3 separate regions of the Mus musculus genome follow, and all the other regions are linked to region 2. Evidence: chromatin loops called from intact Hi-C (ENCODE). Cell type or tissue: heart. All regions are shown on one strand. Region 1 overlaps Fam174b (family with sequence similarity 174, member B). Region 2 holds the start of Chd2 (chromodomain helicase DNA binding protein 2). Region 3 overlaps Gm30149 (a long non-coding RNA gene).

The links. A loop is a pair of places that touch in the nucleus more often than their neighbours do. Peaks named below come from ENCODE experiments on the same cell type or tissue, not always from the same donor. Only the 100,000 strongest peaks of a DNase experiment are listed, where the experiment ranks them.
Region 1: a loop joins it to region 2, with 2.1 times the contacts of the local background. A loop is called at or near these places in 3 of 42 quality-filtered maps.
Region 3: a loop joins it to region 2, with 4 times the contacts of the local background. A loop is called at or near these places in 6 of 42 quality-filtered maps.

Annotation. Positions count from the first base shown.
Region 1 is chr7:73,745,538-73,753,537 of GRCm38, reverse strand. All of the region lies in intron 1 of Fam174b (family with sequence similarity 174, member B), which reads right to left. Among named protein-coding and RNA genes, the nearest start is that of Fam174b, 9.2 kb to the right of the region's middle. In heart, a CTCF peak has its summit at 3,995 (motif pointing right); no DNase peak of the experiment used is centred here.
Region 2 is chr7:73,534,190-73,542,189 of GRCm38, reverse strand. It overlaps Chd2 (chromodomain helicase DNA binding protein 2), which reads left to right and starts at 444. Exons shown (of 39, transcript NM_001081345.2): 1 at 444-944; 2 at 1,286-1,418. The coding sequence starts at 1,357. It overlaps Chaserr (CHD2 adjacent suppressive regulatory RNA), which reads left to right. Exons shown (of 5, transcript NR_037569.1): 5 at 1-2,392. In heart, a CTCF peak has its summit at 3,284; DNase peaks (open chromatin) are centred at 479 and 4,309; H3K4me3 peaks cover 5,590 bases; H3K27ac peaks cover 6,910 bases.
Region 3 is chr7:73,592,015-73,600,014 of GRCm38, reverse strand. The region is part of intron 2 of Gm30149 (a long non-coding RNA gene); the gene reads left to right. Among named protein-coding and RNA genes, the nearest start is that of Gm39036, 6.7 kb to the left of the region's middle. In heart, a CTCF peak has its summit at 4,650; DNase peaks (open chromatin) are centred at 3,424, 3,994, 4,684 and 5,304; H3K4me3 peaks cover 2,641 bases; H3K27ac peaks cover 4,690 bases.

The DNA of each region.
Region 1 (8,000 bases), 210 kb before region 2:
TCTGATAAAACACTGATCAAAAGCAACTTACAGAGGACTAGACTGACTTGACTTTCTGTCCTGATCACAGTCCCTTGCTGAGGCTGGTCAGGGCACATGCCCAGGCAAGGGCCTAGGCAGGAACCAAGAGAAATGCTGTTTACTGACTTTCTCTCTATGACTAACACAGCTTGCTTAGTTCTACAACTTGGGACCACCTTCCCAGGGATAGCACCCCTCCCCCAGAAGGGGCTGGATCCTCTCACATCAATCATTAATTTAAAAAAAAATGTCCTATAGGCTTGGTCATAAGCCAATCTAATGGAGGCAATTCCTCAATTGAGGTCCCTTCTCCCCAGGTGACTCTAGCTTATGTCAACTGAACATAAACTACCAGCACAGTATGTTTGAGTGGATGGGTGATATATACATGGGTGTGTTACAGTGCATGCACCCATGCGCATGTGCAGAGTGTAGAAGAGGCCTCTCATTGTCCACCTAATTCCTCAAGACAGGGTCTCTCACTAAACCTGAAACGAGGCTTGCAGCCAACAAGCCCAAACATCCTCCTGTCTCCTCTCCTCGACCCTCACACACAGTGCACAGCACTGGAGTTGTATGTTCAATTGACCACACTTGGCTTTTTACACAGGTGCTGAGGGTTCAAATTCAGGTCCTCATGCTTTAGCAGCAAATGCTCTTACCCACTGAGCCATCTGCCCCAGTCCCTAGGCAAAAGGTCTTAACATTTCTCTAAAGCTAACACGCAAGTGACCGATCAGTGCATCCAAGGAAGGTCACACCATTACCAATCGATGCAATGCAAACTGAACTGCAATAAGCTACTTTATGCTCCCTACAGTCACACTGGTTCTCAACCGTGGGTCGCAACCCCCAAAGGAGGTCATATATGAGATATGAGTAGATATTATATTACAATCCATAACAGTAGTAAATCACAGTTATGAAGTACAAGTGAAATAATTTTATGGTTGAGGGTCACCACAACGTGATGAACTGTATTAAAGGGTCACAACATTAGGAAGGTTGAGACCCACTGCTCTAGGACAGACAGTAGCTAACGTTGGCAAGGATATGAAGAATCTAGGACCCTCATATGCGTCTAGTGAGTCACAGAATAGTATGATGGCTTGCTAAACAGTCATCAGCTTTTTTAAAAGTTAAGCACAGAAGTTAGCAAACAGCCAGGCAGGCTACTCTTAGTGCTGGAACCAAAGCCAAGTCAACCCCACATCCATGCAAACACTTACATGCAAATGTTCAATGCAGCACTGATCATAACAGCCAAAGAGCAGAAATGACTCAAATCTTTACCAACTGAGAAGACAGTTTCCCTGTTACTTTCCTACTGCTGTGATAAGGCACCATAGCCAAAGCAACTTAGAGAAGAAAAAGGTTATTGGGGGCTGACAGCTTCAGAAGGTGAGTCCGTGGCCATCTAGGCAGGAAGCATGGCAGGAGGCAGACAGCCACGGTACTACAACAGTAGCTTGAAAGCTTACATCCTGATACACAAGCAGGAGGCAGAGAGAGAGCTAACTGGGAATGATGTGGACTTCTGAACCCTCAAGGCCTATTGCCATGACACATCTCTGCCAACAAGGTCACACATCCCAATCCTTCCCAAACAGTTCTGTCAACTTGGGACAAGGCATTCAAATGTATGAGCCTATGGGGGCATTCTCATTCAAACACCACATATGGATATAGGAAAGGTGATTGACAAAGCTAGAGAGGCGGCTCAACAGTTAAATACAACTATGACTCTCAAAGAAGACCCAAGTTTGGTTCCCAGCACCCACACCTAGCAGCTTAAAACCCACTGTCACTCCAGCTGTCCGGGGAACACAAATCCTCTGATCTTGACACTCACATGAAAATATCCCTACATAGACACCCACACATACCCATAAATTCTGAACGAAGATCCATCTTGGAAAAATATAGATATACATTAATGAAAACAGGATGCTACTATTTGGTGGGAGGGGTAGAAATGAAGCAGTGTTTCATGCTACAAAACAGATAAACCCTGAGAAAATGCTAAGTAAAACAGCCAACATGTTGTATGATTCCAGCCACATGATACAGAAGTCAATTAGTGGTCACCTAGTGCCAGGGAAAGCCATACGGAGAGTGAGCCATAATGGATATGGGTTTCAGCCTGCAGTGATGACCACGTTCTAAAATTGATCTTTGTGATGGATGTATAACTCTATGAATAACCTACAAAAACGGTGCTGGATGCTCTAAAGAGGTGAACTGTGTAGCATGTGAGATAAGCCTCGGTGGAGATAAGTGTCTATGATTATTACATTAATGTCTCTATATAATCTCTCTGAAAATATTCCCAAGAAACCGACAGCATCTACTGAAGGAGACAGCTGAGGACACATGTGAATTTTGTTTAGTATCTCCTCCTGGTCCTTGTGCATGTTGAACCACATGAATAAACATTGGATTTTGCTGTCATTTTGAGACAGAGGCTCAGGCTGGTCTCCAACTTGCTCTATAGCCAAGGATGACCCTGAATGTCTGCCTCCTGTTTCCATGTCCTGAGGGTTGAGATGACAGGCATGGGCAACCTTGCCCAATGTCATGAACCAATTGTCGAGAATGGTAAGCAAGCACTCTACCAACTGTGCTACATACATCCCCAGACCAAGGTCTGTGCTTTTAAAAGTTCAAAGCAGATCATTAAATTTGAAATGGAGCAGGCTGCCTCCCCTGGAGGCCACCCAGGGGCTGCCTCATCCAAGTGGCTGTGTTCCCCTGACCTGGTGACTTGAGGACTCACAATCAACAATTCAACATCTGTGCACCTCAGCAATCTCATCCATAAGCCCTCACAGCCCTGCTGCCGCTTGAGGCGAAGTATGGTGGCACCTCTGTCACCAGGAACACACAGCAAAGAAAATGAAAACAGAATGTGGGAACTGGAGCGACCAAGAAGGCAGCTGCTGAGCATCGATGGGTGTGCACCCTGAGGGTGAGTCTTGATGCCTGGAGGTTGTGTCCAGGATTCAGAGGACATATCTGATCTTTGACCTCTGAGCTCTGTTCTGCACCTTCTGCTCAACATGAGAGATAACTAAGTTCCCCAGAAAAGCAATTAAACGTAAAGAATGGTAGAACACAACCCAGAACCTTCTTTCCAGTTCTGGCCTCTGTCATATCCTGTGCAGAAGTGCCTGAGTCCAACCTTAGCTGGGATCTCGACAGAAAAGCCAGCGTCACCTGTTCCCAATGCCTCGTTCCCCAGCAACCTGCCATGAGCACGGCCCACTGAGCTCCATCCTGAAGCACCCTGTCAGGTGTCTCCATGAGTCAGTATGATTTGAATCTCACCTTCCTCCACTGCAGATGGGCAACGTCAACTAAATGCAGTCAGGTGGAACATGGGTGTGTCTCATTACCACGGCAATAGCTTTAGGACAACCTCTGGCAACTTGGGCTCTGCCTCAGACACTCTGACTGAGCCTCCCGAGTGCCATGTTGAGAGTCTTCCCTGACCCCACTCCTCACCCAGTCACTGTGCTATCTCTCTTCTTGTTGCTGCCTCAGTGCAGCCGCACTGACCCAGCCCAGTGACTCAAAGCAGCAGGTCAACAACCCAAACACTACAGTGCCCTGTACATACAGGGAAACCTTGAGGTGGAAATGGTGTGATGGAAATGTGGGACAAACATAATGACAAATGGTGAGCATGGGCTGCCTTCAAATCAGAGACAAGAAGAGCGGTGGCAACTGGAGGTGTTGTAAAGGTACTTGCTCAAGTGCCTGTTTATTTGAGTTTGATCTCTGGGACCCACATAATGTAAGGTGATTTACAACTCCCACAAGTTTCCAACACATAACACTTCGGCACATGCTCACATACATGTGCAAACAAACACAACAATAAATAAGTGTAAAAACAGTACACACATTTGTGCATCCACACAACAAACACATAAATGTATAAAATAATAAGAGCAGTGTTGTGCTCAGCCTAAAGGGGGCAGCAGCAGCCAGCTCCTGTCCCTTCCTAGGCTGAGGCCCATGGACACTGTACCACCAAGTATCCTCACCTGAGGGGCCCCCAAAGCTTTATATTAAGTGTCCTCAAATCCCCCAGTTTTCAAAATCAGTACCAGATCAAACTGTCTGTGGTCTAAATTTCCAATTCCCAGGCCTTCGGTTGGCATAGTTTGTCTCAGTTCCTTAGCTGTGGTTTATATGGCCAACAGTGATATTTAATCGTTCTACTAAAAGCCTATGAACCCTGACAGATGTAATGATATTTACTTCAACCAGGATCCCCTCCTTCTCCCAATTCCATGGCAATTCTGCCATGGTCAACAAACCAATCTGCCCTTTGTCTCCACTCCCTTGGGATAGGCAAAAATAATACCAACTATAGATAAACCCCAACACAGGCATCCAGGACAGAAGGCACAGGGAGAGACAACACAATCCAGACAACCCATTAAGAGCTGAACTACAGATCTAGGAGCTATCCGTCCAACTGCCCAATAACCTGTCACCCATAGTCTCAAGGATGTCTCTTGTTCTCCAAGACAAATAGAGCACACCCTGGGTCTGACATGTGGAACGCTGCCACAACCAAGGCTCCTGGTCCTGTTCTGCCAGCTACCAGGTGTGTTTGCAAAGGGCTGAGTCTGTTTTGTTTGTATAGGAGGCTGGGGGCTGGGGAGACAAGCAGAGAGAAAAAGAAAATAACCTATAGAGTTCACTGTGTTTGGAGAACACTGGCAAGTGACAGTTGGTGGCCCACAGGAGGCTGAGAGACTGGAGTCACCATGCTGTAGGATACACAGTGATTGACCCTGTCAGCATCCACACACCATTGCCATGGTCAGAGACGTGACAGTCCTAGCTCTCCAACACTTCAAGAACTCAAGTCCTCTCAGAGGGAGAAACGCCCTGAGTTCCAGGCCCAATGCCCAGCTGCTCACAGGATTCACAACATTCACTTCTATTTCATCCCAAGTCAGAGTTGGGAACCTCAATAAAGCGTCCCTCACTGGAACAGGTAACATAAACTGTTCAGCACAGAACTTTGTACAAAATGAGGTATTCAGAGAGCAAGGCTTATTTCAGTCCAGGTTACAGTCCAGGTTACAATCCATCACTGACTTGGGAAAGGCCAGGCAAGGACCTGAAGCATCTACTCACACCCATGTCAAGAGCAGAGACCGAAGGAATACACTTAAGTCTACAACCCAGCTCACCTTTTCAACCTTGAAATAGCCCAGGACCCACCACAGGCTAGGTTCCCACATCAGCTAATGTAGTCAAGACAACCCCTTACAGACCTGCCGTGAGGCCAATCTGACCTAGACAATGACTCGAGACTCTCTTCCCTGGTGATTCGAAAGTGTGCTGACAGTTAGAACTAACTATTATACTTGCTTTGCCTTTCCAACCCTGGACGAAGCCCTTTCCCTCCTCCACAGCTAAGCCACAATCACCCTCCTCTTCTACAATGCCTTCCCAGGCCACTCTATCTCCAGCCAAAGCCACTTGTGGTTTACGGCTCCCCTGTTGAAATGCGTGGCTTCCTTCCCACCAAATGATCAATGAAGGGGGTAATCCTCCCTTCTACACTGATGTTCCTGGGCCTCTGGGGTGCTCCCTGTTCAGCACAGCACCTGTGTTCACAGAGGCACCCCTGAAACACACTAGGAAGAATGTGCTATCTCTTCAGCCAGACTCTCTCCTAGCTACTGGGCTGAGTGCTTGGGAGACCCACTTGACAAGGCCAAAGTACAGCCTGCCACATTGCTGGAGGCCCAGAAAGGGCCCAGCTGAGCATACAAGCACCTGGGGTTACATCCCTCCCAGCTACGGGGCCTCGGTTTCATCTAGACAATGCAGAAAGGGGAGGAAGGCCAACAGAGCCCTGGATGTGAGAAAAGCTCACACCTGAGAGGTTACAGAGCCCAAGGCTTCCCAGATCTGGGAGAATCCTACCAGAGTTCTCTGTGTCAAGGCTCTCGTCTAAGCCTTGCCTACCCAGAATGGGCTTCCTTCTCCCTGCAGCCCCAGAAAATAAACATGAAGCCTGGATTCCCGGCAGATCGCTCTCAGATTAGGAGACATTATTGGAGCTTTTTATTAAGTGATACCTTAAGAACGCGATTTCAAATGCCTGCTCCTAGAATGTTCCCCTTGCAAATCTTTAGACCCAAGCATGCACCCGAAACTACACACACAACTCGGGAAGCTTCAGCTCAAATCCAGGAGGGTTTCCTTTCTGGTGGGACACACCCACCCCACCCTGCCTCATCCCCCTTAGCCTTATACAAGTCTGGTATCACGAGAACCTACACTGAGCAAGAATATGTGTGTCTGGGAGTCTAGGAACGCCATGTAAGCCAAGGGCTCAGGGTTAAATTAAAGAGGGATTTGTTCTTCCCTTTTCAACTTGCTAGAAAGAACCAGTAGCAGGTGCCCAGGCCTAAAAGGCCTATTCATAAGGGCAGTCACAAGACGCCTCCTTTGCTGGGAGCTGAGTCATCAAAAGGACTGCTTAGAGGTGCATGCCCCCCGCCTGATTATTTTGACCACATGGCTGCCCCACTCACAAGCAGAAACTAAAAGGAAAGGTTGAATAGATACTACCTCTGTCTTCAGAATCATACTTTTTCAATGCCACAGGACACTTGGCTGCTTGAAGGGGAAACAGAGCCCTGTTTGGCACGGTGTTATTCTAAATACCCTGCCAGACCTCAGAAGCATGTACTGTAATTAATAATGGGGAATGGATACCGAGTAGGGTTCAGAAAACTGCCCACAATGCCAACCAGCCGACCAGAAACCAAGTCTGAGAGTTGTTTAGCCCCTGGATGTTTGCGGTCACATGATGGTGATGATTATATATGGTGTGTGTGTGTGTGTGTGTGTGTGTGTGTGTGTGTGTGTGTGTGTGTGTTGGCACTAGTTGTCTTCCTGTTACTCTCCACCTTGGTTTTCAGCACAGGTTCTCGAACTGAGGCTGGAGTTCAACCACCATCAGGGTGGTGGGCCAGTGAGCTTGATGGCTCCTCCCAAAGCACGCCACCCCAGGCCTGGAGCTACTGTTTATATCTAACTTTTCTCCTTGTTGTAAATAATAATAATAGAAAGTTTGAGACATTCAAGGTAAGTAGGAATTGGTATCCCCTTTTTAAACCCTAGGGAAGCAAACAGGGTATGTGACATGTGTGTCACCGTCTCTAGAACAAGGTGGTTGCTTGCCCTCACATCAGCCGGTGTTAAATGGCCTAGACTTCTGTCTTTCCAAGCCCTGGGGAAGCACAGAAACAAATTCTCTCAGATGAGAGGATTTCACAGAGATTTTGAAATAAGAAGGGGCTGAGCACACAGCCAACAGAGATGGGAGAGAAAAAGCGGCACCTGTTCGGTAAAACTGGGAGAGCAGCCAAGCCAGAGTGGGAAGCTGTGGTTTCAAGGTGTAAAGTTTCCCTGGCCTGCAGCCACACCATGAGCGAGGAAAAGTCCGACTCCCAAAGCTCAAAGGGACAGGTCCTGTAAGGGAACCCCTGGCATAGAAGGTCCTGACAACAGCAGTCTCTGTTCTGAGGGTCTCCCCTGACTGCACACAAGGTCAGCAGGATCTCCCAAGGTCAAAACAAGTAGGCAAAATCCTTTCTCTACTTCTACATGTGCTGCTGCTGCTGCTGCTGTTCCTCCTCCTCCTCCTCCTCTTCCTCCTCCTCCTCCTCCCCTCTCTCTCCTACCCTTCCACAATGGCATTAGGAAGCAAAACCAGAAGTGCCCATCCTGCTGGACCTCCAGGACCCTCACATGCACCATTGCTCTCCAGATTTGATCTCTTATATCAGTTTCCTGGATGGCAAAATACTAATACATCAGGCACATAAGGCGGCTCAGTGAATATGGCTCCTGCCACCCATCCCTAGGACCAAGTGATGAAGGGAGAGAACTGATTCCAACAATCTGTCCTCTAACCTAATCTATCTTTCTTTCTTTCT
Region 2 (8,000 bases):
TTTTACCCATGGTGGGGTGTTAATTATTTTAAAGATTAGTTCTTAAACTGAGCTTTAGAGTCTCTTGAAATTATCTTTATTTCAAAATGGCTTGATAAAACTCCACTTCCTGTCCAGGGAGGAAGTTATTTTAGCTCAAGGACTGAAATATTTAGCAGATCTTTAGACAAAAGGAACAAATTACATTTCTCTCTGGCTTAAAAAGGGTGCTTGAGCCAGAGGGGGTTAAGAAGCCCTTCCCCCTCCCTCTGATGGAGTGGTCTGGAGGGGCAGGGAGGTGTGGAGTTGGGGGTCTTCTGGCTCTCTTGGATGGAGAATCTGGTTCTTTTTCTTTCTTTCTTTCTTTTTTTTTTTTTTTTGGTGGAGATGAAGGGGTGGGTCTATGGTACATCACCTGAGTTGTGGGGTAAATGTAGAGAGTGTCAATCAAAGGCAGAGCTCTCAGAGCTGGGAAGGAGGCTCTAGATGGCGGCTGTGCCTTAGAGAGAGCGCGCTTTGCTCCCTGCTTCGGTTCACTTTACGCAACTTTCCCTAACTTTCGGGCAGCCTCAGGGGGCCCCCGCAGCCCCCTGCCTCTTCTAGTGACTTACTGGGGTCGATCCGAACCTTTTTTTGGGAGAAAAGCTGCTTTTAGGAGCTTTCTTTTCGTGCCTTGTTGGAAGAAGCTGCCGTATTGAGAGCCCAGGTCGTTGTTTTTTCCAGCTTAGAAGCCATGGCGCACCTCCATTTTTGTGCGCTCTCCTAATGAGGTTTTTTTTTCCCCTTCCGGACCTGTTTTAGTATTAATTATTGCTTTATTTTTTGACAAGTCAACATATTTGAGGATTATTTCATTTACTTTTTGTTTTTTAACGGAGAATTTTGCGTTTTTAAAAATTATTTTGGATCGGATATTTTTCTACTACTAGATAGGACTCTTGCTTTGGACCTACTACATGGATCAGGTAAGTCCATGATAATCAGTGATAATTTTAAAAAAATTAATGTTGAACTTGGCTTTATTTACTGTAAATATGAGAAATTCCTGGATGACGCAATAAGATAGAGAGATTGTTATTTGTATCCAGTGTGTTACTTTTGAGAAACTTTCCTTATTGATAGTGATGCTTCTGTCGTTCAGTTTATCCCCCTCTCATTTTAAAACGGAAAAATAGAAATATTTTGTTTTTCTGGTGTTTATCGTTGTTGCATTACATGAATATCGCTAACATCGTCAGGACTTTGTTCCTGATAATAAAACCATCCGCAGAAGCTGGGACCTCACCTTTCTTTCAACTTTTGACAGTAAATACCTGGGCACAGGACTTCAAAGCAAACACAGATTCCCCCTCCCCCTTAATATTTAAGAATTAAAAGATGATGAGAAATAAGGACAAAAGCCAAGAGGAGGACAGTTCGCTACACAGCAATGCATCGAGGTATGAGCTATCAACTTTCTTTCTTTCTTTCTTTTTTTTTTTTTTTCGGGAAACCTCAGCTTACACTTGTTTACTTTGACAGACATGGATTGCTGTCTGTATTTCAAGAATTTTCTAACTTGGGTTGGTTTTTAAAGCGTGACCTTGAGATTGCTAACATGCCACACCCTGATTTTTTGGTATCAATTTATGAAAGTTGAGTTGTGACTTAAGGCCTCTTACAGCATTCAGAAGGTAATGTACTTTTCTCCGGAGGGGCCTTTCCTAGAAACTGTAGTTTTTCTGTCAGTAAATTTTCAGGTTTTAGGTTTTCATGCTGCAGAAAAATGACCTTGTCTGTTTAGCCATTGCTGCATTGCACCATTTTACATACAAGGCAAATTTTTTTCTTTGAAGAATCTGGGATATTCAAACTTGTAACCGAGGGCCATAGAGCAGCCTGGTAGTAGTAAATTATAGTAAATAGACATTTGAGAAAGTTATATGAATGAAAAAATGTACATTTAAAAACACAATCACAAATAGGACCCCTTGACTGATGCCTTTCAGTTTATATTTTTGATTGTTTCTTTTGATACACGTGACAATTAAAATTTTTTTTATGACTTATCAAAACCTTAATAAATAGTTCCTGAGATCATTAAATCTGTAACCACAAAAATTTTGGAATGCTATTAATACTTAAGCTTTGTGTTTGTTACTATGGCAATGTAATTGTATTTTTTATGCTTAAAATATTACAAGGTTTATGTTTGTGTATATTAAGACAGTTCTTTCTGGTTGATAATAATTGTATTTTATTTTATCCTTATGTTTTAGTTGGTGCTGCTTTAAATGTATCCATTTATTTTGACAGTGTCCTGTAATGCTTTCTCTTCTGAAGCTTTTTAATGTGCTGTTTGTTTAAATCATGATTTCTCCTTCATTCTTTGAAGTAGCTTATCAGTGGCTGAAGTAATAAAGCATATAAGATATTTTTTGTTGTATGACTGTATCTTTATGTTAATTTAAAAATGTGAATGCATTTCTGGATGTGTTCTTAAGAATTGTCATGTCATAGTTTTAAAATCATGCAGCTAACAAGAATGTGATTGGTATATGATCCAATTTTGATTTTACTTTATAATTTTACATAAAATTCTTGTTTAAATTAGCTTTTAAATTTTGAAGTGTGGAATATAGTTTTTTACAAATTGATGAGTTTACTCTTTACTAAAAATATTTTGAGCCTTGCGTTAAAAAATACATTTCCAAATTTCTATACAAATTGAGTAGTTACAATTTTGGATCTCTTTTAAGTTGCTTTTGTCATTACTGGGTCAAGGACAGAAAGCTTCTAATGCAAGACGAATTCTCTGGAAAGCCACAGTGTGAAGGCATAGGAAGCTTCAATGCATTTGACAGTCAGGAAAGACCCAGAGTTAGACTTGTTACCCCCTTGAGTATATGATTTGCATATTCTCACCAGGGTTTTGGCTTTCTTATGCAAGGTTTTTTGTTTCATTGATCAGACTGCTCTAACTCTTGAAGTGATGTCTTTGAATAAACTTAGTATTATTTGGGTAATAACTTGGGCATTGTGATGCATTTAATTCCTTTAGTCAAAACAAGAAGCAGGTTTTTACTGTTTTTGCCAAGTATACTTTAAATCATATATTTGATGAATGTCCAGAATACTCCAGACTTGTTGAAGATGGAGTTACTTTTAAATTACTGTTACTCTTAAGTTATATACATTATTAATGCATGTATACAGTTATGACATCACTTCCTTTAAAGATTGTAAAGTTTAAAGAATGTTTGTGTTTTGTGTGATGATATTTCTCCGGAGTTGAAATTTATGTTGCCCTTGTGTAGCTAGGTGTTCCTGTGTCATCCAGTAGGTTGACACTGTAGAGAATTAATTTTTGAAAAAATAGTGTTTAGGGAACACAACTAAAACCACCACCTTTGCAGCCTGATACTGCAGGGATTGAAAGGAATTGCTTTCAGATCAAATACACTTGAGAGACTGCGATCAGCAAAAGTTTTAAGTTTTCCTGTTTTTGAAACAAGCACTATACTTTTAAAATAGTGATTATGTGTATTGCATTTTTTAAAGTTAATGCAGAAGTCTAATGTGCTTTGTATATCACGATTTTTGGAGATAAGTTTTTACTTTTTAAGAATGCAATTTTAAACAGTTCATATTTGTAAATTTTTAAATACAGTAGTCTTAGTGATGGACATAAAAAGTATGCCAAACACTTAAGTTATATCCAGGAACGGAAGGAAACCAGGGGGGAAGGAATGCACATGTTCTAGCACATGGCATTTCTAAATTGAAAATTAAATATCTATCTAAAAATTGTCTTGCCTTTGAGCCATATTTTGGTATCCAGAGGTGTGGGTAAATCTTAACGTTTTTCGCTAGCCTTGTAAGGCAGGGATGATTAGAAAAGGCATGAGCAGTGTTTGTGTACTGGGACAGGCAGTTTTAAGTGGCAGCCATTTTATGACGCTGATAATAATACTTTTAAAAAATCGAATTTTTAAGAACGCTGAAAACAAACCTAATATCAGAACATCCTTTTCCCCACGTTCCCATAAGTACTCTGATGATGAAATAAAAGGCAGCTCGGTAGTTGGCGCAGGCAGCAGTTCTCGGAGGCCCTGGCATCTTGGTGCAAGTCCAGCTCAGTCACAAAATGGCTGTTCCTTTGTGCCGCAGCGCTGACAGACATACTGCATTGCACTGTGTACTCGCCAAACAGCAGGAAGTTGCTGTGCGGAGTTCAAAGGCCGGCCGGCGCTTGCGGCGAGTGCTGATTGGCTGTGTGAGCGCCTGGTAACAGCAGGGTCAACGGTGGCGCCGTCGGGCTGGTCCCGCCCCTTGACGTCAGACGGAGTGGGCGGGAGAACGCGGTGACGCGTGGCCTCGTGCGTCGGTCTGCTGCTTCCTCTATGGGCTCGGCTAGCGCCGGGGGCGGGGCAGAGGAAGGGAATTTTGGTCGGGACTTTCCGGTGGGCGGCTTCTTTCCGGACCGATTTGGATCCTTGCTGTCTTTAGGCCTGGCGTGTTGTGGTCCACACCACACCCTAGTGTGTTCCCGAGCCCGTCCTTGGAATGTTTATCCTCTTTTGGAGAAAAGACACAGTAATCGTAAATCTCCAAGTAGTAGTACGCTAGGTCTTTTTATTTACAGTTTCGCCTTAAAAAAAATTTTTTTTTAATGTTCCGGTGCGTTTTCTCCCGTTTAGTCCCTCGTTCTGTGTAAGGAGATTAGTGAGTTTCATTTTGTTCCCATTGGTTGAAAGCAGTTCAGTGTGAGTGTAATGTTTTTAATTCAATGGCCTTAACGGGTGTTTAAGCTCTGTCATACATGGCTCATAAACCAAGGGAAGAACATTTGAGCTTGTCCCCGTGCATTTTCACTTGGTATCAAACATTTTCTCAATTGACATTTGAGGAAGAAAAACTCAGGTCAGTATCTCTAGTGGTTTGTAAGAATCGCAGTGGGGTAGTTAAAGAAATGTTCTAGGGACGTTTACTTATATTATAACTACAAGTATCAGTGCATTAGGCAATACAAAACTGTTCAGTGTCCGCAAACTACTAAAGTGTTAGGGGCACTGGCTAAGACTCAACCTTAATTGGTAGTAGAAATTACTTGGTAAGGTCTTGAAATGCCTTGGCTGTAGTCTCCCTTTAGTTCATTTCTGGTAAACTTCTGTGTGGCTGCTCATTTCCTGCCTTGTTTGGGGTCCCTTGTAAGAATTTATTTTTAAAAATAGTTTACCAACTATGGCTCCAAATTAACTCATGAATAATGAATTTGACCTCGAAGAAAAAGCAGTGTTAGTACATCTCTTTGTTTACTTAAATATTCTTCATTCCAGTATAGTTTAGAACTATTAAACTATTCCTTAGGAGACACCATTAGCAATTCAGTAGATTATACTTTAAATATGGGCAACAGAGTGTGGTGGCATGTACCTTTCACGCAGTAAGTGGCAGAGGGAGGCAGACCTGTGAGTTCAAAGCCAGTCTGTCTGGTCTGCAAACAGCTCCAGGACAACCAGGGCTATACAGTGAAGACAGTTTTAAAAATGGTATGGGCTTCAATGTACCTAGAAATGTTTTTATGGGTGTTTATGAAAGGACCAATTCCCTGTAATGGATTTTATAGATTTTCCTTAATCTTGGTTGTTTAGGCGAAATTCTTAGTAAATTAGGGATTTTAAGATTGTTACGCAAAAGAACTACGCAGAAAAATTTATTCATGGCTATTGTGCACAAAATGCTTAATGTCCTTAGAGATCTATGTTTTGTAAAGTGATTCTGTATTTCCTGGTTTCAATACATTTTAAAGGGATTACTAAATAACAGCAACAAAAATAAAAGTATGTTGACACTAGAAGGAAGGTAGTAATTCCATCTTGCATTTTGGTGTATTAGAATTAAATTATATTAGTATTAGGTTTTAGTGTTTGCTTGTAGCCAACATTGCATTGTGTTTATGAGAGAGAATAAACAGCTTTATGGAAGATATCTTCAGCCTAGGTACTGCACTGAACAGGTTTGTGTGTATTATCATCACTGGTCTGCTGATTTAGGAGCTGATTCCAAGTGGAGCCAGTGAATGTAGCAAAATATTACTTTAGGTCTGCCCTTTGACCCTTTTTTTTTTTTTTAACACCCTGCGTAAATACGTCAGGATATGCCAAGAAATGTGTGTGTGATTTGACTAATAAAATTTGGACTTTGGTGAGCTTTGGTGACACTTGACTTTAGTTCCAGCTTCTCAGGAGGCAAAGGTAGGCAGATATCTGAGTTTGAGGACAGCCTGGTCTACCGAGGGAGTTCCAGGACATTGAAAAGCCCTGTCTTGAAGAACCAAAACAAGTCCCGGCAAAACAAAACAAAACCCTTGTACTTTGTAATGTTTTTTTGGGCTCTATTATAGATTAAGTCAGTGGGGGTTGGGAGAGGTGGCTAACTTGATAGTCTGTATGAAGCCCCTGGGTTTGAGTCCTAATTTCCCACACTGGCTGTGACATACCTGAAATGTTTGTATCTGGTTGGGATGTGGATCCTGGAGAATAAGAAGTTCAAGGCCATCCTCAGCTGTGTAGAGTTTCAGACTGGGCCTCCATACCTGAGATTCCAAACTCAGATACAAAGGTGCAGTTAATAGAGGTTTGCAAACAATATTTGATATGTTTTGCAAGCTAATTGTTTGAGGACTAAATGTATAATTTTATTTGAACTGTGCATACTTTACTGCGGTGTTCAGCCCAGCTGTCTAACTTGGCACCACATAGTTACTAAGATCACCTGAGGTCCACATTCATACCATCTCAAAATTTGGCAGCTACTACTGAAGATCTTTAGTGCTTTAGCTTTGCCTGACTACTTTAGAGCTCCTTTCTTGAGTTGTAAAGCTTTCTTGAGGAGCATTACTTGAACAAAGAAACTGTTTAAACACTTGCCCTACACCCAAGTTAGAGTTACTTTTGCATACCAATAGAAACCACTTGTAGCTTGCTTATCTTCAGTGATTGTCACGCTGCTGTGTATTACCTCATCCTTTCCAGCATGATCAGGCAGTCTCTCCAATGGTACCAACTATTACTTGTTTTGGAACTTTAAAGACATTATTAAGGGGAAAAAGAAAAGCCAGACTAAAACTATTTGACCCAAGCATCAAATGCCCTGAGGCTGCTTTCCTTTTTAAAATCAGCAGTTTAGCACTGTGGTTACCTTTGTTTATGTGCATGCTGTGACCTCTGATCCCTAATCCTTAGTTGATTAGGTGACACTGGGCCAGGCACTTCTGCAAAGCTATGCTGGAAATATTTGAGCTCAAATTATGACATGAGGATTAGGCCTTTCTGAAATACATAACCAGCATGGAAGAAAGGTGGCGTTGATGCTGTGTTTTCTGAAGCAGTTTGAACACTTCATTTCTGGGCTTGCTTAAGGATGGATCACCTTGGTTTGATGTTTCAGATGTATGTCTTCCTGGCTAGCTATTATATATATATATGTTTAAGATTTATTTATTTATTTATTTATTTATTTATTATATGTAAGTACACTGTAGCTGAATTCAGACACACCAGAAGAAGGCATCAGATCTCATTACGGGTGGTTGTGAGCCACCATGTGGTTGCTGGGATTTGAACTTTGGACCTTCGGAAGAGCAGTTGGGTGCTCTTACCCACTGAGCCATCTCACCAGCCCGCTATTATATTTTTAAAAAGGTTGTGGATTCTCTTGTAGTTTGGGGAAAGTAGGCTCCACTGCTGTTTGTTTTTAAAAATGTATCCTTTCTAAGTGTAATAGTGTTTGGCTGTATACATGTATACATGTATGTATGTATGTATGTATGTATACTATGTGATTGTGCCTGGGGCCCTGGAGGCCAGGAGAGGGCATTATCCCCTGGGACTGGAGTTACTCAAAATTGTGAGCTGCCATGTGGATGCTAAGAACTACAAACCATCCTCTGCAAGAGTAGCAAGTGCTCTCCTAGGCTTAGCCATCTTTCCCTTCCTGCCCCTTTAAGGAGCTGGGTAAAGGTTAGGCTTATTAGTTTT
Region 3 (8,000 bases), 58 kb before region 2:
AGGGGTGGCTTGGCTCCCAACAAAGGGTCAATTGATTCTCAGGGTGGGAGCTGTTGAAGGTCTGGTTTCCCACAGTCTGGTCTCCTACAGGTACCTAAGGGAGACAGAAAAGGCACTGGAACCCTGGATCTGTAGCTGGGGTTGTGGGTGGTTTCGAGCTGCCCTGTGCGCGCTGGAACTGAGCCAGGGTCCTCTGCAAGAAAAGCAAGTGCTCTGAACCACCAACTCCTTCCTCTCTCTGGACCTGTCTTTCTTTCCTTCTTTTTAAAAATGACTTATTTATTTTTATTTTACGCTCATTGGTGTGTTTGCCTGTATATATGTCCTTGGGAGGGTGTAGGATCCCTTAGAACTGGAGTTACAGACAGTTGTTGTAAGCTCCCGTGTGCGTGCTGGGTATTGAGTTTGAGTCTTCTGGAGATATATAGTCAGTGCTCTTAACTGCTGAGCCACCTCTCCAGCCTTCCATCTTTCCTTTGATAAGCGACTTTATAGGGTAGCTGTCGAGGTGCCTCAGATGGAATTACACAGATAAAGTCAAACCAGAAGCTAGTAGAGTGGCTGGAAGGCCTTAGAACATGTCCTGTCCTTATAACAGTTTTTCTCGTGAGATCTGTAGAACAAATAGGTTTATGGTTGGGCAGGGAGAAGGGGCTAAGAAGTTGCTAACTTTTCTGGAATTCTTGCTTTTCTGCTGGCAAGTGGCTTCAACTAGATACCTTGATAAGGATTCCTGTCCCCTGATCAATCATGTTACCTTCACTTTCCCAGTATATTTCTTTCCTTTCTTCTTCTTCTTCTTCTTCTTCTCCTTCTTCTTCTTCTTCTTCTTCTTCTTCTTCTTCTTCTTCTTCTTCTTCTTCTTTTTTTGAGACAGGTTTTCTCTGTATAGCCCTGGCTGTCCTGGAACTCACTTTGTAGACCAGGCTGGCCTTGAAATCCACCTGCTTCTGCCTCCCAAGTGCTGGGATTAAAGGCATGTACCACCATAGCCAGGATTTTCTTTCTTTCTTTCTTTCTCTTTCCTTTCCTTTCCTTTCCTTTCCTTTCCTTTCCTTTCCTTTCCTTTTCTTTCTTCTTCTTTTTTGTTTTTGTTTTGTTTTGTTTTGTTTTGTTTTGTTTTGTTTTGTTTTGCTTTGCTTTGTTTTTTGAGACAGGGTTTCTCTTTATAGCCCTGGCTGTCCTGGAACTCACTGTGTAGGCCAGGCTGGCTTTGAAATCAGAGATCCCCCTGCCTCTGCCTCTCAAGTGCTGGTTTTGAAGGTGTTTGTCACCACACTGGATCTCCCTTGGGCAATCTTAGTGGCTTCCAATTTTTGCTTTTTTGGATCATAATCTCCTCTAAGACATCTTTGGGACCACCCTATATTCTCAGAGTGAGGGGAGGGGAAGAAAGAGAAGGAAAAAGAACAGTTTCTTGGCAAACTTTTGAAATGTAACCTAAGAGCCACCAAAATGATACATAAGGCTGGGACAATAAGCCATCACTCTCTCCTGGGTAGCATACACCCAGTACATGTTTCTTCCTGGGCACTTGTCTTTTTGAACACTTCAAGCCTATGTTGAAAAACATTTAATATAATTTCCAACCCTGCTTCAAGCCAGTTATGTCTGAAATTTTTTTCTGGTATAGGAATCCTGGCTTGGCCTGAGTTGAAGTCTCTAAAAGATTAGAAGTTCTCAGGCTGCTGAGGGTGACAATTCGGCACTGTCCCCTCATTTAGGATATACTGACCAGGAAATGGAAATAAGGCACCTCTATGAACTTTAGCAGCTGCCTCAGAAATTTAATTTTAGTATGCGTGGGACCATCTTCCTCAGCTATATGTGGTAGGGCTGTGTTCATCCTGTTTGGCTCGACACAGACCTCTGATAGATTAACCACCTTGCTTGGTTATTGTAAGTGGGGCACAGTGTAACCACTGAACTGGATCACTCTCAGGCAGGTTATTGTAAATGTGAATCTCCCATGTGGCCATCTCTCCAGGCAATAGAGACTAGCCATAGACATTTTAGAGAGTCGAAAGCTGCCAAGGCTCTCCGTTAGGGGTTGGAGGGTGGGCAGGATTTGCTGTTTTTAAAGAGAAAGGTGTGTAGGGAGGGCTTGGAATCTGGAGCAAGCAGAAGTTTATGGTAGAGGGGAGGAGAAAGTGTACAGGTCAAAAGAGCCTGGTGGCTTTCATATCCATCGCAGGTGTACGCTATTAGTGTTGATATGGCCCTAAGGAGCCTGGAGGTCCTGTGTTGCTTTCGTGCCTATTACATGTATATGCTAATGGAGAACCATTTGCATGGAAGCCTTCAGGGAGAGATAAGAAGCATTTAACTCTTCCTGACAGATGGAAACGTGTTTCACAGGTTCCTGAGGAATGCTGAATGGAGGCGCTTCTATCCCTTCCAGCAATCCTTCTGTTTACCCTGTCAGAATTCAGCCTGAGATGAGCCCAGTGCCATTCTGGGACACAGTCAGTGGCACTGCCATTTTGGATAGTTTGGGGGTTCCCTTTGGACCTAACAGTTGTGTCGTTGCTACAAACACCACAAACCTGTTACTAGTTGATGAGGCTCTTTTCACACAGATTTCCTGTCTGTAATATAAAAAGGCTCAGAGAACCACTCCTACATCTGGTTAGATGTGAGACACCTGGGTATTTAAACTGGCACCGTTTCTGCAGGCATGCTGCAATAATAGTGCCCTGCCTACAAAAACAAGTAGAACCTTCATTAAGTTTCCAGAAAAGGTGAAGCAAATATTTTGATACCTGCCTTTAAGGATTCTGGCAAGCAAAGGAAAACACCCACATTGCTGAATGATAGCATGGATCTGAAAGACATAATCTCTTTTATTTCGATTCTTTCTGATTCAGACCCAAAATGAGTCCCCATTCACAGGATAGAGTAGACATGTCACAGGAAACTAGCCAAGGCGGGACAAATCTCCTGTTACTGTGGGAATAAAGTGGCTGCAGCAGCTCACTCACACGGTAACAATGGCATCTCCTGGGATTTTATTGGGCTCCATACTTAATCTCCCTGCCCTATGTCCACCCTTTCTTTTCCAGTCTCTTCTGTCTTTGGTTTTTATTAAGAGTCAGAGTGTTTTGGAATTCATTCGAGGTTGTTACTTCATGAAGAGAGTGCCTGGTGGCATCCTGGTCTTAGGGTTTGACTTAGAATCTACCACCCAGATCTACACAGGACTCGTCCTGTCTTCCTTCCCTTTCTCCCCGTTCCTCCTCTTCCTTCCCCTGTCCTTCCTCCCCTCCTTCTTCCCTTCTCCTCCTCTTACTCCTCCTTCTCTCTTCTCATTTGTTTTCTTCTTGTCCTTTGAGGCTGGCCTGGACTTCCCTTTGTAGCAGAGGCTGACCTTAGCCTGAATCCTCCTGCTCCTACTTCACACATGCTAAGACTGCAGTCATGCCCTAGGTCCTTCCTGTAAGAGGTGCTGGGGGAATCCCACCCAGGGCTTCTTGTGTACTAAGAAAGCACTCTCCTAATTGAACCTCATCCCCACCACCCTGAATTTATTTCTCTTTTCCATTTGAATATTTTTCATCTGTTTGCTGTGTTACCAGTATTGAGGTAGAATCCAGTCTTGTAAATATTAGGCAAGTGCTCTACCCCTGAGCTGCATGCCCTGTCCCCTCCTTCTCTTCTTCCTCCTCTTCTCCCTCCTCTTCCTCATTTTATTTTTAAACACTGAAAATGCAGATAAATAGAATGAGGCCAAATAAGAAGATTTGAGAATGTACACATTACTCTGCTCTGTAGAGGCAGTATCTCTGCAGAGTCTACAGAAAGATAGCAAAATGTCTTCAAAGTTGTGCCAGAAACCTTTGGAGCTGAGGTGTGCTTAGCCAGGCGAAGATACTCCATTCCCTGAGCTCCTGCGTCTCTCTTGTCCCAAATAGCATGAAACTAGGCCGGAGCAAGGAAGGTTGGCTTTGGAGGTTAGTGACAACATGCTCCGTCAAAACCAGGAACGCAGAGCCTCCGAGATGGACGGGCAGGAGTAGGTCCCTGCAGACAGGCTGGACCATCTGGTTTCTATTTCTGAAACTCACAAGGTAGACGGAGAAACTTGACTTCCAAAAGCTGTCCTCTGATCTCTATAAGGACACCGTGGGGCACACACACACACACACACACACACACACACACACAAATCAAAGAAATGGAGATGAAGAAAATCCATATTTGGTACAGATCTTATATTTAGACATAGCAAATTTATTGGCCAACTTGTTTATTTATACGAATTGTAGGTAATGTCACTAAAATCCACTATGCTTGCTTCCTTTTCTATAATCACATCCCAGCCATCAACTAAGGGAACACTGGCTTCTGGCCCTTTTCATTTGTAGACAGTAGATTTAAACCTTTGTACCCTACTGTTCAACTCAAAGGGAGCAAATAACCTTGGCTACAGTTGCCGCGGAAGAAAGACTCTACCTCTTTGCTTTTATACTAAGCTTTAGAAAACGTTATGTAGAAAGGAGGAACACCCCCCCCCCTTTTGCCTGGGTTACAGACACCATAACGCAGAGTTGGGCCGGCTCTGCGGAAACAATGAGTCACTGATGCCGAGGCCCAGGTGGCGTACGAATGAGCTCTGCAGCCACTTTAACCCCTGCAGGCCCCTACTCGGCAGAGCCGCAGTGCGCACGCAGCCTGGGCTTCCAGCCTGCAGACGTCCTGGTCAGAGCAGGAGGAGCCCTGTAAGCAGGCGGTACGTCCGCATGCCCTCCCAGGGGGCTCCGAGCTATTAGTCTTCCGATTGGCTCAAGAGAGGAGTGAAGAAATGAAAACACCGCCCAAGATATATTTAGTTGAGCGCAGCTGGGGAAACGCTTAAGCCCCTAGTGTTTTTGTGTCCATGGTAGGGAATATTGGGGAGACTTAGGCCATTTCCCGCCCCCTCCCCGCCCCCCAATCCCAGTAGATTTTCTTCCTCTTATTCTGGAAGTGCAGAAATTTCTGATGTGTTGATTAAGGAAATAGTAATTTTCCTGCAGAACTGGCAAATGAAATAACCGCTCAAAGCACTAATCTTTGTGGGAGACCCAGTGAAGAAATTATTTTTTTTCTTAACTCACTAGTAATTTTTCTTTCTTGCAATTAATCCTCTTTAGGTTCAAGATGGAAATCGAGTATTTTCGAACGTATTTACTTGAACTAATTTATGTAGTTAGAAGCATAATTAAGTTTTATCAGCTGATAGAGTCCCTTGTCACTTGAGCCGACTGGCGTTTTCCGCTAATTGAAAGGCTTATTTCTGCGCTGTTGAGCGCAGCTTTTTTGACAGATGACTCCCTAGAGGTTAACGGCTTAGGCTGATGTCGGCCACCCTGCAGAAGGGTTTTCCAGGCAGCTAGCACATGCTGTCTCTGGAGATACTATGATTAAGATGTAAAGCAGGAACTTCTAGAATCTCAACTTCTAGAATCTCGTTGTTTGGGTCATACTAGTAAACTAGGGTTAGACCAGTAATGGATCTCCAGAAAAACAAAAGAATGCTCAAATTTTTACAGAGATTGGTTTTCAAGAAATTGTCCAAGAAATGCAAAACTGTGGGGGTAAACTAACACGCTGGAGACCGGGGGTGGGGGGGGTGGGGGGGTGGGGGGGTGGGCGGGGAGTCAAGTTCAGATCAGAAGGCCACAGCTGAATTTCAAAACTTCCCTCTTCCCTGGGGTTCAGGGTCTGTGCGGGGAATGAGAAAAAATTCTTTGACAATTTGGATGAGACCCACCCACATTATAGAGAGCAATCTGCTGTATTCAAAGTTAGCCCCCCACCCCACCCCCCAGGTGCAGTGAACTTTATAGATGATATTTAAGAGAGGCTCCTTAAAGTAGTCCCCTACTTCCAGCAGCGGCGGGGTGGGGGTGGGGTAGTCTGAGATGAAAATTGTGTGGGGAAATTGTGTGAGGGGTTGAGTTAGGGACAACAGCAGCTGGGGTCCTCTCTTCTTCTCTAAGGTGGGTAGGGCTGGGGTGGGGTGGTCCAAGGTTTTCTTACTCTTGGAGACCATTGTAGGCCTATATTTTGTATCTTTTTATTTTACTTTTCAGTGTGTGTGTGTGTGTGCGCGCGCGCGCGCGCCTGTGGTTTGTATTTGGGTGTGTATATGTATGTATATGCGTTTGTGTCTGTATGTATGAATGTTGTGTGTCTGTATGAATGTTGTGTTTCTGCGCATGTGCATGCAGGTCATATGCGCTGTCCTCTCACCTTATGGATTCTCGGGGTTAAACAGTCGATAGGCTTTTTGACAAGATTGAAGAAAATTAGTTTTATTTTTCTGTGACAGGGTGTCTATGCAGCTCTGGCTGACCTGGACCACTCTGTAGACAAAGCTGGCGTCAAACTCACAATGATACGCCTTGCTTCCAAGGCACAAGATTAAGGTCGTGTGCTGTCAGAACCAGCGCCGCCCCCCCCCCCAGCCCCCAATGTTGTTTTTCTTTTTTTTCTTCTTTCTTTCTTTTTCCTTTTTCTTTTCTTTTCTCTTCTCTTCTCTTCTTTTCTTTTTTTGATTTTTCGAGACAGGGTTTCTCTGTGTAGCCCTGGCTGTCCTGGAACTCACTTTGTAGACCAGGCTGGCCTCGAACTCAGAAATCTGCCTGCCTCTGCCTCCCAAGTGCTGGGATTAAAGGCGTGTGGCACCGCTGCCCGCCTCTTTTTTTTTTTTTTTTCTTGTCTCTTTTTTTTTCTTGTCTTTTTTTTTTTTTTTTTAAAGACGTTTATTGTATTGTGATGTCCCAGCACTCAGGACAGACACAAACAGAGCAGAAGGATTTCAGAGTTCGAGGCCAGCCTGGTTTACACAGAGTGAGTTCCAGGACAGCCAAGGCTACACCGAGAAACCCTGTTTGGAAAACAAAACAAACCAAAACCAAAACCAAAAAAATGAAGTTCATCACTTTCATTGACTTTTTTTTTTTTTTTTTAAGCTCCAGGGGTTTGTCATTTTCTGTTGCTGTGCTTTTCTTGGTCTCCTAGCTCCTTCTCGTTTCACTCTCTCCATTGTCCCCTTTGGGCTCAGCCGACTTCAGCCCCACCTCATGCTATAAGCACGTGCTCCTGTACACTTCCCTCTAGTTGCATTTTATTTTATTTTATTTTATTTTATTTTATTTTATTTTATTTTATTTTATTTTATTTTCAGAGCTGGGAAGTGGCTCAGCACTGGCTGCTTTCCCAGAAGGCCCTGGTTCAATTCCCAGCAACCACATAGCAACTCACAACCATCTGTAACCCCATTTCCAGCTGATTCCGGCATTGTTTCTGGCCTCTGTGTGCACTGCACACACATGATACACAGACACACATGCAGGCAAAGCACACACATATTATATCTGTGTTTCTATATACACATATATGGGTAATATATGTAAGTGTAATATATATATATATCATATTTCCCCTTCCCCAACTCCCCAAATAACCTCCCCACACAAAAAAAGAATTAATAATAAAATAGGAATTATTTCTCAGCTTAGGAGCCTTCCTATCTACCACGGTTCATAGTTCTAACTCCTAAAACTACCTTTTCTTTGCTTTTAATAGAGAGCGTATGCCTCACTTTCTTTGGTTTAAAATAAACTGTAATTGCCATAATAAAACATCATGACCAAGGCATCTTGTAAAAGGAAGCATTTAATTAGGGCCTAATGGTTCTAGAGAGCTAGAGTCTATGTCCGGAATGGCAGGGAGCACTGCAGGAAACAGGCAGGCATGGTAGTAGTAGCAGAGGCCTTACATCCGACCCAGAAACAGCGAAATGGGAAGGGCATGGGCTTTTGAAAGCTCAAAGCCTACCCGAAGTGCCATATCTCCTCTAATAAGGCCATGCCTCCTAATCCTTTCCAAGTAATTCCACCAACTAAGAGCAGAGCATTCAAACATATGAGCCTATTGGGCTATTGGGCGGGTGGTGGTGGTGGTGGTGGTGGTGGTGGAGGGAGCTGTCCTTCATATTCAGACCACCACAGATT